3 separate regions of the Homo sapiens genome follow, and regions 1 and 3 are each linked to region 2. Evidence: chromatin contacts called from ENCODE Hi-C or POLR2A ChIA-PET data. All regions are on one chromosome and are shown on one strand. Each heading gives the region's core, a stretch centred on a gene start or an enhancer-like site at or near the end of the contact. The rest is flanking DNA. Distances are from core to core; before and after follow the strand shown. Region 1 overlaps GRAP2 (GRB2 related adaptor protein 2). Region 2 overlaps TNRC6B (trinucleotide repeat containing adaptor 6B). Region 3 overlaps GRAP2 (GRB2 related adaptor protein 2).

Region 1 (4,283 bases), core at 1,342-3,841, 370 kb before region 2:
GATGCCGAGAATCACTCAAACCCCCATGCCCATCTCACCCCCATTTCCACCCAAGCCACTCTTCTTTCCATGTTCTAATTATTATCCTAGGTCAGTCACAAGCTAGAAGCCCCAATTATCATCAATGCCTCCTTTACCAAATCCTGGTGACCAGTAACCAACGTCTCCTGAGCTCCTGTTCAGGGCCAGGATCTAGCTAAGTGGTTTGCAGGCATGATTTCATCATCTCAGCAAACCTGTGAGGTAGGCATTCATTTCCCCTCCATTTCATAGATGAGAAACTGAGGCTAGGGATTAAATCACATGTCCACAGTCACACAGCTAGCATGTGACCAATCCAGGACCTGGACAGAACTCTGTCTGACTCCTAAGCACTAAACTCTGCTCTGAATGTATTTTTTTCCTCATATCTCTCAAGCAAGTCTCTTCTTCACCAGAAAGGAGTGTGAGGCAGTAAAAAGGAGCATAGACTTTGAGTCAGATGGATCTGAGTTTGAATCCCAGCTTACTAACCATGGAGACTGGGGCCCAGTCATCTGCCCCCTTTGAGCTTTAGTGTCTTCCTCAGCAAGTGGAGGTAGTATCCATCTTGCCGGGTTGTGGAGAGGATTCGAGGTGATGACCCTGTCCCAACGTAGACGCCCAATAAATGGTGGCCCGCATTATCGGGATCATCCATCCCCGCTGCTTCTGACTGCTCAGATCATTGCCACAGCTCCTTGACTGACCTCATTACCTCTTGTCTTTTTCCTCCTTCACTCATTCTTCTTACTAGTCCCAGAGGGATCTTTCCAGACAAATCAGATCATATCATTTCCTTGCTCAAAAGCATTCAGGGGTTTCCAATTACCAATTGATTGAGACTGAAAACATCTGGCCCCAAACCACTGTCCAGTGTCATTATGCACATGTACACATGTGTGCACACACCCACACAGAGACATCTTTGTAGATGTAACGCCCCCAGGTTGCACTGCAATGTATACACCGCCCTTTCTCAGCCTCTCCCCTATATACTCTGATTGCCCCTCTCCTACACACACATACTTGACCTCCTCTACCATGGAAACCTCGCTGGTCCTCTCCACTCCCTACCATCCCAGGGAAACAAATCACTCCCTCTTCAGCTCCTCCCCAACATTTCACATAAACTTCACTCATTTCCAGGCACTTATGACTTTGCCTCACATGGCAGCTATTTATAGGCAGGCCATGACCCTGTGGTCTCATGCACCCTCTATTTCTACCTCTCATTGCTGCCTTTGCCCCGTGGGATCCTAATTGCTCGTTTATGTGTTGTCTACTCCACTAGCAAAAGCTGTGCAAGGGCAGGGGCTGTTTCTGCCTCAATGTCTAGAAGAGCTGTGCCTAGAACTCCCTGACACTTGACGAATGAATGAACTTTCAATTCCTCTCCATTCCCTGAGAGCAATGTCATGCACGTGTGCACACAATGCCAGGTTCGTCTTTGTGTCTTCACAGCATCTAACACAAGTCATGGCCCAAAATAGATGCCCAGTACATATTTCTTGAATTGCTAAATTGCATTTCTTCCTGTTCATTTAGAATTCCATTGGAAAGCCAACCCCCTCCCTCTTTTCAAATTCTGTCCATTGCAGGTAAAGAGCAAAATGGGGAGGGCTTGTTGACTGAGCCCCACAGAATGTCTACAGGATGGTGATTGGTTCCCATGGCTGGGACTCCCCACATGTGATTGCAATGTCTGCCCCCCACCTTCCTCAATGGGTAACACACCCAGGATCCTCACAAATACTTTCAAAGCCAGCTCCTGACTACCCCAGCAATTCGCTTCTGGGATTCTCTGACTTGTTTGGCCTTTTGTGCTAAAGACTAAACAGAGGTTTTCATTAGAAAGGTACAAAAAAGTCTGAGCAGCCACCCACCCTCAACAGACCATCAGTTTCCTGGGGCAGAGGCCCCAGCTTATTTATCTCCATATTTCATGCACCTAAGTGCAATCAGCAGGTGCTCACTAGATGGTGATCTACACGGCATGTAGATCAAGATGGTGGACAGGAAAACGCTGCCAAATGACTTGATCCTGCTTCTCCTATGACGGAAACATTTGGAAACTCAGGAATCAGATTTTTTTCCTATTCATGCCACAAACCACCATACCTGCAGCTACACACAGCACCAGCCTCACATTTGAATTTGCCATTAAATTTGCCAGTAGCTTTGAAAAATATCTCTTGACCCAGTCCATTTCTGTCTCCTTCTGTAATGCAGCTAATGCGACCTCATTTCTTCCTGCTAAAATAGCAACCTAAAAGCACTAAGAGTTAATTCCACATAATTCATTTCTTCAATACTTCAGATTTTTGCTATGTTTCTAAAAGCTACAATTTCATCCAATTTAAAAATTCTTCCAGCCGTAATTTGGCCCTTCTCTTCCCACGTCTAACTTATTCACAGGCCATGTAACCCAAAAAATCATCTCTTAGGGAACATTATAAGAATTAAGAAACAGTCAAGAGTAAAACTTCAAGTGTTCAGGCTGAACGCCTTGCTCAGGTTTACACGATGGGTACACGAGATAGGGGGAACCGAACAGATGGAGAGATGAGAAGAACAGGAAGTGTGGGGCCCTGGGCCCACAACGGCAGGAGGAAACCATCTCCCCTCCCCTCAAATACTTTTCTTTGCAGAAAATGAGAATTTTTTTTAAAAAAAAACCTCACCTTCTATACATGGTAAAGAGCCTGCAAATTCACCTCTCTAGAAACACAGTGTTAGGCAGACCAAGCACCAGGTGGCGGAGAGAAATGGCTGGCATTGTGGGATAATCTTTCAGTTTCTAGAGGAGGTCTGAGGCATGATAACTAAAATTACAGAGCTGCTTTCAGGTCAGAAAATGAAGTACAAAGTGTGTGGTTTTTTTTTTTTTTTTTTTCTTTTTGAGACAGAGTCTTGCTCTGTTGCCCAGGCTGGAGTGCAATGGCGCAATCTCGGCTCACTGCAACCTCCGCCTCCTGGGTTCAAGCAATTCTCGTGGCTCAGCCTCCCAAGTAGCTGAGATTACAGGCATGCACCACCATGCCTGGCTAATTTTTGTCTTTATGGTAGAGATCAGGTTTTGCCATGTTGGCCAGGCTGGTCTCAAACTCCTGACCTTAGGTGATCCACCCGCCTCAGCCTCCCAAAGTGCTGGGATTATAAGCGTGAGCCATGGCACCCGGCCTCAACGTGTGGTTCTTACGGTGACAAGGTAGTTTCCAAATGGCCTCTTTTACCCCTTTCTGTGTGACATTTGCTACCCTGGCCAAACACCACATTCCCATGTGACGGGAGAAAGGAATTCCAATGCCATGAATTCAGAAGCGATGGATGGAGTGCAGTGTGCTCTTGTGTTTTTACGTGGCTACGAGGCGCTGCTGCTGGGTTTCCTAGTTCTTTTGACCTAGATTTTCTGCTTCCTCCCTTGCCCCCTCAGCACACACATACCCACATGTCCTTAGTGACACCAGCAGTCACATTTGATGTTAGAAACTATAAAGTTTTCTGTTCTCAGCAATCTCAAACTCAAATATGGGACACACTTTTATTCCTTCAGAATAAATGACTAAATTCAAAACATACACACATAATGCTTTAAAGAACGTATAAACCCTTCCATGTCCTATTCAGAGCTGGAGGCCTCCCTCATAAGAATACCACATTTGATGGAATTGTATTTTTTGAAAAGAGTCTACACTTTCTGAAGGACTTTCAGGTACCAGGGCTCATTTGATCCTCACATCAGCTCTGTGAGGTGCTAGGTGGCTATTATTATCTCCATTTTTCAAATGGCTGATTGACTTGGCCAAGATCACATATCTAGTGATGGAGCCAAGCTAGAAACCAGGTCTTCTCGTTCCCAACTCACAACACTGTCCCCTTCCTTCCACCTTGGAGTGATGTTAGAAATAGGTCATCATCTCCACTCAAGCACTTAGTTCTTTCCATTATCTTCCCATCTTCTTTTCTGGGAGAAAGAAGCCCAAGGGCCCTGTGACTTCAACTCCACCCACTTTCTGATGACTCTGAAACCCCAAGCCCCAACCTTAGCCTCTCTCCTGGGTCCAGACTGACATATCCAGCTGCTCCCTGAGCTTTTCTTCTTAGTTGAAGAATTCAACTCACAGTCACCCGCATGCAATCTGAAGCCCATGAGCCCTTTCTCAGCCCTGCCTCCTCTCATGTATCTTCTATTTCTGTAAAGCCGTCACCACCTACTCAGTCTCCCAAGCCAGAAATCCAGTGGCATCCCAGAGTCCTCCTCT
Region 2 (4,150 bases), core at 401-2,900:
CACACACGTTTTTCTTGATAGCTAAGTTGTCTAGAATATATAAATTCCATACACCAAGAAATATCAGAATATAGTATTCTCTAGTAGTCCTTGGTTATCCTGAGTTTTGGTGATGCCTTGTTGGTTTACATCATTACTTCTTAATTACCTGGCGGTCTGGTTGAAATACAAGTTCTGGACCCAGAGGTCTTGGGTGGAGCTTGGACTTTGCATTCTAAAAAGCGTTCATGGATATGGCAGCTTCTAGTCAAAGGACTGCACATTGAATGTCAAGGACTGCAGTCGCTCCCTCCGTATGCTTTAGGATTTTCCTGAGATCCATAGCTCTCTTTCCCTCCCTTCTTCCAGGTGTGTGTTGGGAAACACTACCATCCTTGCTGAGTTTGCCACTGATGATGAAGTCAGCCGCTTTCTGGCACAAGCTCAGCCCCCTACACCTGCAGCAACCCCAAGTGCGCCAGCTGCGGGGTGGCAGTCGCTGGAGACCGGCCAGAACCAGTCAGATCCCGTGGGACCTGCTCTGAATCTTTTTGGTGGGTCCACTGGGCTCGGGCAGTGGAGCAGCAGCGCTGGTGGCAGCAGCGGGGCCGATCTTGCTGGCGCTTCATTGTGGGGGCCCCCAAACTATTCTTCTAGCTTATGGGGAGTCCCAACGGTGGAAGATCCCCATAGGATGGGCAGCCCTGCTCCTTTACTACCTGGTGACCTTCTGGGAGGAGGGTCGGATTCAATCTGAACTTAGAACTTTCAACTCTGACCTCGTGACCTTTTTTGGAACAGCAGCAGCACTAACTTGACCTTTTCGTTTTTTTTTTCAACTTGCAATAAATACATTTTTAAAAGGAAAAAAGAAAACGGAGAGAAAAAAAGGTGGGTCATTGACAGACTGTCTGAGCACATAGTTGCCTCCCTTATAACTTCAGTTTTTTCGTTTGGAATATGAATCCAAAAAGAGAACATATCACTCTTGAAATACTTGAATCATGAACGCCAACCTAGAAAGACAATGTGAAGCAAGTACACATACCATTTAAATTTAAACACAAAAAAATTAAAAAAATTAGTTTCTAGTTTTTCACTTTTTTCATGTTATATGGAAGTTGTTGCTAAGAAACATATATACTGAAAAAAAATAGCTTTTTAACTTTGTTTGCACTGGGTGTGTTTCCGTCCTTAGGTCTACCATGTTTGGGAGGGAGGGAAATTCAAAAGAATTGTTGGGGGAGGGGGGAGGGAAGACTTGACGGAGCCTCACTTTAAAAACAAAAACACAAAAAACCTAAAAAAAAAAAAAAGGAAAAAATTTGTGATTGGCTGGTTGATAAATACCAGTGTGTTCTGGCACATGTAACTGCCCAGGCATGCTCGTTCTGGTGTGTGTGTGCACGTGTGTTCATGTGCATTCGCGTGCATCCTTCTCTGTCTCTGTGTGTGTGCCTGTGTTCTTCCCTTCTCCCCTGCCCCACCCTGACTTCTCAGAAAGCTGCATCGCTGACAGTCTGCAGGCTGGCTGGCCGGCCCATCTGCTTTTTATTTTATTTTTTTAACTATGAGAACACACAGGCCCGGAGAGCCACTGCTACTAAAGCAACTCCATTGGGCTGCATTAAGATGAACAGAGTGCTTTTTAATGATGAAAGCAGGGAGCTCCTTTCCATTTGCAACTTAGCCTGAATGTGGGGTTTCTCTGGCTGTTCTTTTGACCTAGCAGTAGAGTGGAGCACTGCCAAGTCCAAAAAACTAGAGCAGGAGGTACCTCTTGGAGCAACGGTGTGTTTATTTCTGTTTTTTTTTTTTTTTAAGTGAATGGCCACCAGGCACATCTGAGTATCTGTTAAGTTTCATGCAGGCCTTTTCGTTAGTTTGAAATGGGAACGGAAGATAACTTTTGATGATGCGATGTCTCAAAAACAGAGAAACTTTGTTCCCTCTTTCCTTATGATCAGGTTTGAGAAATTCTTCAAAAAATTAGGTGAAGTTGAGTTACATATTTCTGTTGGTTGGTTCTCTTTTTCATTTTATGAAAACAGAAAAGAATAAGTGGTGAGCAGCCTCCTGAAAGCATCTGCAGCTACTCCCTCTGCTCCTTTCTCGCCGAGCGTTACCTGTGCCAGGCCGTGGCGCGTTACAGCACCAGGCCATCACTGACAGAAACGTTTACTTAACGAATGTTCTTAAACCAGTGTGTACTTCAAGCGTTTCCTTTTGTTTCTCTGTGTTGTGTATTTCCTGTGTATGTGGTTTTGCTTAGGCAGGTATAACTTAGCGAAGACTTTTAAGTATTGCACCTTTTTTTGATTTTTGACCTCTTCCCCCCACCTTGTAATTTTGCTTTTTTAATTTCGGTATTTAAATACTTTTTTTTTTTTTTAAGCATCAATGTAGTAGTACTCTGGGCCGAACAGGGGTCAACGTTTAATCTACAGTTATCACCAACATGTATGTACTTATGTCGGAATCAAAATGTATCAAACTGCTTATTGTGAAGAGAATTATAGCAGACCTGAAGGGGGCGAAAAACCAGATAGGGTGGGGGGATGGATGCCGGTGACGTGCTAGCACTTGTGTGGACATCCCAGTCTGCATTATGCTGTTTAACATAAAGTGCCGACATTTTGTACCAGCAAATACCTGCCCATTCCAACCCTTGGTGGGAGCAGACCTCTACTGTCCTCTGTAACTTGCTGCTATTGAGGACAAGGGAGTTTTTCTTTCTTTAGCGTCTTCAGTGAAGGATACAATACAACAATGCCTAATGTATTTGACTTTTTAGCTTGTGTCTGTGTGTAGGTGGGTGGGTGGGTGTGTATAGGAAAAGCCTAAAACAAGTTATTTGCATTTCAGTGGTTTTGTGAGACAAAGAATGGGAAATTCTGTAGCCCTTCTGGCTTACCCTGTTGATTATAAACCTAGCCTCAAAAGAGATTGACAGGCATGACTCAAGTGAGTGTTCACATATACAAGCCTGCATGAGCCCTCTGTGGGTAGGTGGTCACACTTGGCATCTGCAGCATTGACGTGGCCCCGCTGGGTGCCTTGAGCATGCCCTCTTCCTGCTCTGCAATTTGAATCACCACCGTGCCCCTTCCACCACTGTTCCCCATGCAAAAGCTCTGCTTCCAGCAGCCCCCACTGACCGCTCTCTGTGTGGAGCAAAGTGCTGTCGTGCGGTGACCACCAGGTGAAGAGCAGCTTGTATTCAGACATCTAGAGAAGGTTAAATCTTAGTGTCCCTGGGCCAGGAGCATATCCCAAGGCTCCTGCGAGCCAGTGGCGACCCTGTCCACTGCCGCTCTTGGTTCACTGCTGTGTCCTGCCCCACCCTCCTCTCCTCCTGCCTGTTGGTTCCTTGACCTGCACTATGGGTTAGTTGAGTTCCTTACGATACTACGGTGAAAGCCGGGTGCTAGAGCCCCTCTTGTTTACAAGACATAATGAGGGATTTGAAATATGTAAAAATAAACATGAGAAGCTAAAATGTTCTTCCATCATAAGCTTAAAGGGAAAAAAACTAAAAACTTTAAAAAAAAAAGACCAAAAAGTGCGTATATATATACATATAAATATATATTTTAGATGAAGACTAACTCTGGGAGCATTTAACAGTGTTTTTTGTTTCTGTTTTTAACATTTGTTTTCCTGCTTTAAAATTTGCAAGCATTCTCAGGAATTCTAGGGTAGGAAGCCAGTTTTTTGAAGATGGTTTATTTAACCATATCTTATCCTAGAGAGATGGCTGTTTCTTTCCTGTTAATAAACTTTTACAAGTTCCTGAAACTTCAGAAAGTTTAAACAATTTTTACTTAAAAAAATGTAAAAAGAAAAGTCTCCAAACATTATTGTCATACTGGGGATCACACATTTTAAAACACATAGAAATATTTTTTAAAAATTATCAATTTAGCAGCAACAGGTAAATTCATTATCTTAAAAATATGGGAGAAGGATTAAGCTTTGTAAGAGCTCGATCATGGATTCTTTTGAAATTGTGTGTAGTTTAATGGGAGAGTGTTTGGTGTATATAGATGAGAATGCCATCACTTTGTTCCTTTCCATTTGAGACTGAACTGAAATCTCCCCTAGTAATTTTTATTTTTTTAAAGGAACCCTTCTCCTTGTCCCCACAACCCCAGCAACAAAAGAAAGGAAG
Region 3 (4,208 bases), core at 447-2,946, 400 kb before region 2:
ACACTTTGGTAATTATATTTTAAGGGCAGTCTCAGCATTTGATAGTGTGGCAAATTTTTGTCCTGCCTTTTGAGAGAAGATAACCAAAAACACCACTCAATTAACAAAACGTTGTTTAGTACCTACTATGCACAAAGTCTGAGAGGTAAAAGAGGTTAAGACAAATAAAATTGTCCAATTTATTTTTATGGCCATAGTTAAAAGGCAATAAAGGCAAGACACTGTGAGTATTTTGATTTAGCTACAATTAGCTGAAATATACTACATCAAATCATATGAAATTGACAATATCTGGGGGCTGGCTGCCGTGACTCATGCCTGTAATCCCAGCACTTTTGGGGCCCAGGATAATCACTTGAGGCCAGGAGTTCAAGGCTACAGTGAGCCAGGGTTGTACCACGGCACTCCAGCCTGGGCCACAGTGTGACCCTGTCTCTAAAGAAATAAAAATAAAAATAAATAGAAGATATTGACAATAGCTGACCCTATTTTTTACCCCAAAAGTGGTGATTTTATATAATTTAATCTAATATTAAGGTATTCTTGTCATACTGTACCAGCTCCTAAACATTATACTTTTCATTTTACTTCTATTTCTAAGCTATCATTATTACAACAACCAAGAGAAGGTAAATACAGGTCAGAGATTTGACTCCTGTTTTTTGTATGTATTTATTTTTGTAGATTCACAAATAACTTATATTTTGCAGTTTTAAGGTTTCTAATTATATTAGACCCTGTTTTTTATTTTATTTAGAGTCATTGTCCTTGCTGCCTGTCCTTCACATGTGACAAGTCAATTCTTCATGCCATTTCCTTCACAATCTTCATGCAAACTCATCATCTCCATTTCCATCTATTCTTCAGAGATGTATGATTGCAGAAAACTCCCCTTTTTTGAAATATTGCTCAATAGAGATTAAATCTAACACCCAGTTTTACCTGTCTATCCTTGAATTACAGGTTACTGAGAAGTCAGAACAGATAGCCATAGAAGTACCCCACTAAATCCATTCTTCTATCTCCTTCAATATTTGACAAATATTTACTAAGCATCTATCTTGAGCAAGCATTGGAGTAAGTCCTCCCATAAATATGAAGTTGTGTAAATAAGGATGCATGCATTCATGTAAATACAAGTTTAATGCTGGATATATATTGTTTTAAGTGCCTGATATGTATTAGTCTATTTATTCCTATCTAAGGGGATAAGTGCCATTGTTGTTTCCATCTTAAAGATGAGGAAACTGAGGCCAGAGAGATTATACGAACTCCTAAAACCCTAACTCTTAACCACAGCATTCAGAATCTATCTGGTTGTAGTGGAGGACCCAATGTCAAAAAAGCAAGTGCTTTTCCCAGACCATGAACACAATGTGTGACAAATTAGCAGTTCTTCCCCTTGCCCTAAGATAGTAAATATCCACCCAGGCCAACTTGTGTCTGTCAGAGAACAAAGAGTGGGCTTGTCACACTGTTTTCTCCCAAGAGGGTCCATCTGCCTCCGCTCCTTTGGTACACGCTAGGGGACACACACTGTCCAGCATATTCTTGCAGAGTCATATCTTACCCCACATCTTATCACAACCCTGCTGAATGTCAGGCACTATCAAGAAAATGTTCACTCATCTTCTTCCCGTTATGCCCAATGTGTGAACTGATAACACATCTAAATTCAAAGAAAATCAACAGACATCACCTCAATCAACCTGAAAAGTCTGGTGACTCATTCCCACCCTTCTCACGGGGCTCCTGCTGGGCTGCCTGGTTCTCCGGAACCAGCCTCCAGGCCTCCTGCAGCCGGGGTGCAGCTCAGTGTTCGAGCCCCCTCTCTGCTGCCCATCAGATGAGTGTTGACTTTCTTTGGCACAGGCATTTGAGTTGCATTTGAATTGCAGAACATGCTGCCCCCATTCTGTGCTGACTGTGACCCCACTTCATGTGCCCCAGAGGCAGGCTAAACAAGCTTGCCTTGGAAAAAATAACAGGGAAGAAGATGCTGACTCTCCAACCCCCAGAGTAAGTTCCGTCACTCTGGAGGTAAAGTCATAATATCTAAATATGGCTCGATTCATGTCAGGTCTTATAAATACACACACACACGTGGATGCTGAAACCGTGCATGCCCTGACAGCCAAAAAAAAAGTCAAAACGACTTACTGTCTCATTAGCAGGACAAGACCTGATAGGCCAGCTCACCAGAATAAAGAATACAAAAAATGGGTATTTAACTTCTCTACACAGACACACACACACACACACACACACACACACACACACACACACACACAATCTGATGTAACGACCTCAAGAGAGCTGGTTGCCCTGGCAATGAAGAATCGTTTGTATATTCAAGGATTTTCTTGTTTAAATTTAAGCTAGCCACTTGAACTTCTCGAGCTTTCTTGAGCTTAGCTTCAGGCCTCCATCCCCAGACAGAGGTCTGACATCTATGTCAGCCTCTAGCAAGGCAGGAAGCTTAGAAGTCGGACCAAAACCTCACAAGCCAGCCAGCCTGGATTTGAATTTCAGCTCTATGGTTTCTCAGCTGTGTGACCTGGGTTAGCTGCTTAACCACCTTGAACCTCTATTTCCTCACCTGTACAATGGGAATAATAAAATTAAAACAAACTTGCATGGGTTCATTATGAAAATTAGATTGATTGATGACATAATACATAGCAAGCATTTAGAGCTGTGCCTGATTCCGAATGTGAGTTATCTGTAATAGTGACTTGAAATGGGTTTACACTGCCTGGCAGGAAACCATTCAATTCCTTTTTGTTTTTGACTTTAATCTTTGAAGCGCTTTCATCTCATTTCTTCTTATTTTGTGTTTGTGGAGAAGGAGGATGTTTAGCCATCCTTGGAGTACAATCTTTTATTAAAAACCATTATTAAGTCTCTTCAAGTTTCTCTTTTGTAGTAAATGATCTAGATTACTTAATGGTTCTGTTTTACATGTTTTAATCATTTATTTGAACCATCTCCAGATGTAGTACACACAGAAATATTGTCTAGGAAAATGTGTTACTGAAATTCCTTATCATCTGTGGTCCATTAGCTCAAATGTTTAAAACCCATTGTTTTTATTTTTATTATTTATTTATTTAGTTATTTTTGCAAGACAGGGTCTCACTCTTTTGCCCAGGCTAGAGTGCAGTGGCACAATTATAGTTCATTGCAGGCTCGAACTCCTGGGCTCAAGCAATCCTCCAGCCTAAGCCTCCCCAAAACTTCTTATTCTTAAGAGCAAAGTTGAGTTCCATCATATTGTCAGTTGGTTTCACTCCATCATATTGCCAAAACCACCTAATTCTCAGATGCATAGTTTAGCACAAGCCAAACCAGAAGAGACCATAGGTCATTCATTCATTATTCATTCAACATTTACTAAGTGACTGCTGTATGCCAGAGGCTGGGCTATGCTGTAAAGTCACAAAGAAGATACTTCTCAGTTGGGAGAGCTTACAGCTTGAGAGAGAAGACACACAAGCAAACAAATCATTACAAATGCCTTTCCATTGGGTGCCATACTTGAAATGAGAAGATGAGGCCAGGGTACCCTTGGGGCAGAAGGGAGGGAGGATTAAGCTCAGGGAACAGCTTTACAGAGAAGGTAACATTTGCACCATATTAAAGGATGGCAAGAATTGAGGAGTACAAAAAGGAGAATAGTCCAAGAAGAAACACTCAGGGATGATTTGCACATTGTAAATTTAGGTAACCTTACATGCCTTACATGGGGCTGCTGTGACTGAGGCACAGGGTCAAGGAAGGGAGCAGAGTCATAAAGCTACCCAGGTCAGCCAAGGCCAGGCTAGGAGGCCTGAGCTTTATCCTGCAGGTGTGCAGAGCCAGAGGAGAGTGCAAGAAGAGACATGGCACAGTCTGATCTGTTTTGCACAAATCACTCTGGAAGCAATGAGGAGGGGAGAATGGAGGTATTTGAGCCTAGAGTCAGGAAGGAGAAGTAGGATGCCAGGGTTGTGGGGAAAGACGATAAAGCCCACACAAAGGAGGGCTGATGGAAAGATGGAAATCAATTTCAGGTATATTTAGGCCAGGTGCGGTGGCTCGCGCCTGTAATCCCCACACTTTGGGACGCCGAGGCAGGTGGATTGCCTGAGCTCAGGAGCTCACAACCAGCCTGGGCAACATGGTGAAACCCCGTTCTACTAAAATACAAAAAATTAGCTGGGCATGGC

Evidence for each region. Hi-C counts contacts between places; a loop is a spot of excess contacts on that map. ChIA-PET counts read pairs that join two places held with the same protein, here RNA polymerase II (POLR2A). Pooled maps may share reads with other maps.
Region 1: POLR2A ChIA-PET joins it to region 2 with 16 read pairs in activated naive CD4-positive, alpha-beta T cell. The contact joins two enhancer-like sites. A Hi-C loop is called at or near these places in 2 of 37 single-sample maps with no recorded cell type and 2 of 50 pooled maps. POLR2A ChIA-PET finds 5 or more read pairs at or near these places in 2 of 52 experiments (activated naive CD4-positive, alpha-beta T cell and naive thymus-derived CD8-positive, alpha-beta T cell).
Region 3: a pooled map shows a loop between it and region 2 (2.0-fold over the local background). The contact joins two enhancer-like sites. A Hi-C loop is called at or near these places in 2 of 50 pooled maps. POLR2A ChIA-PET finds 5 or more read pairs at or near these places in 4 of 52 experiments (CD8-positive, alpha-beta T cell, PC-3, Panc1 and 1 more).

What each region holds. Positions count from the first base shown.
Region 1 is chr22:39,949,125-39,953,407 of GRCh38, forward strand. The region is part of intron 2 of GRAP2 (GRB2 related adaptor protein 2); the gene reads left to right. Among named protein-coding and RNA genes, the nearest start is that of TMA7B, 9.1 kb to the right of the region's middle. RefSeq lists enhancers at 1,523-1,762, 2,527-2,696 and a silencer at 2,797-2,856. Within about 2 kb of position 2,592, at least 4 of the 41 ENCODE cell types and tissues checked have a DNase peak (open chromatin) inside an H3K27ac peak, as active enhancers do.
Region 2 is chr22:40,322,506-40,326,655 of GRCh38, forward strand. TNRC6B (trinucleotide repeat containing adaptor 6B) reads left to right here. Exons shown (of 23, transcript NM_001162501.2): 23 at 349-4,150. The coding sequence ends at 736. Among named protein-coding and RNA genes, the nearest start is that of ADSL, 22 kb to the right of the region's middle. Within about 2 kb of position 1,651, at least 6 of the 41 ENCODE cell types and tissues checked have a DNase peak (open chromatin) inside an H3K27ac peak, as active enhancers do; they include CD8-positive, alpha-beta T cell, where a contact is called at or near this core.
Region 3 is chr22:39,918,700-39,922,907 of GRCh38, forward strand. The region is part of intron 1 of GRAP2 (GRB2 related adaptor protein 2); the gene reads left to right. Among named protein-coding and RNA genes, the nearest start is that of GRAP2, 20 kb to the left of the region's middle. RefSeq lists an enhancer at 2,379-2,428. Within about 2 kb of position 1,697, at least 3 of the 41 ENCODE cell types and tissues checked have a DNase peak (open chromatin) inside an H3K27ac peak, as active enhancers do; they include CD8-positive, alpha-beta T cell, where a contact is called at or near this core.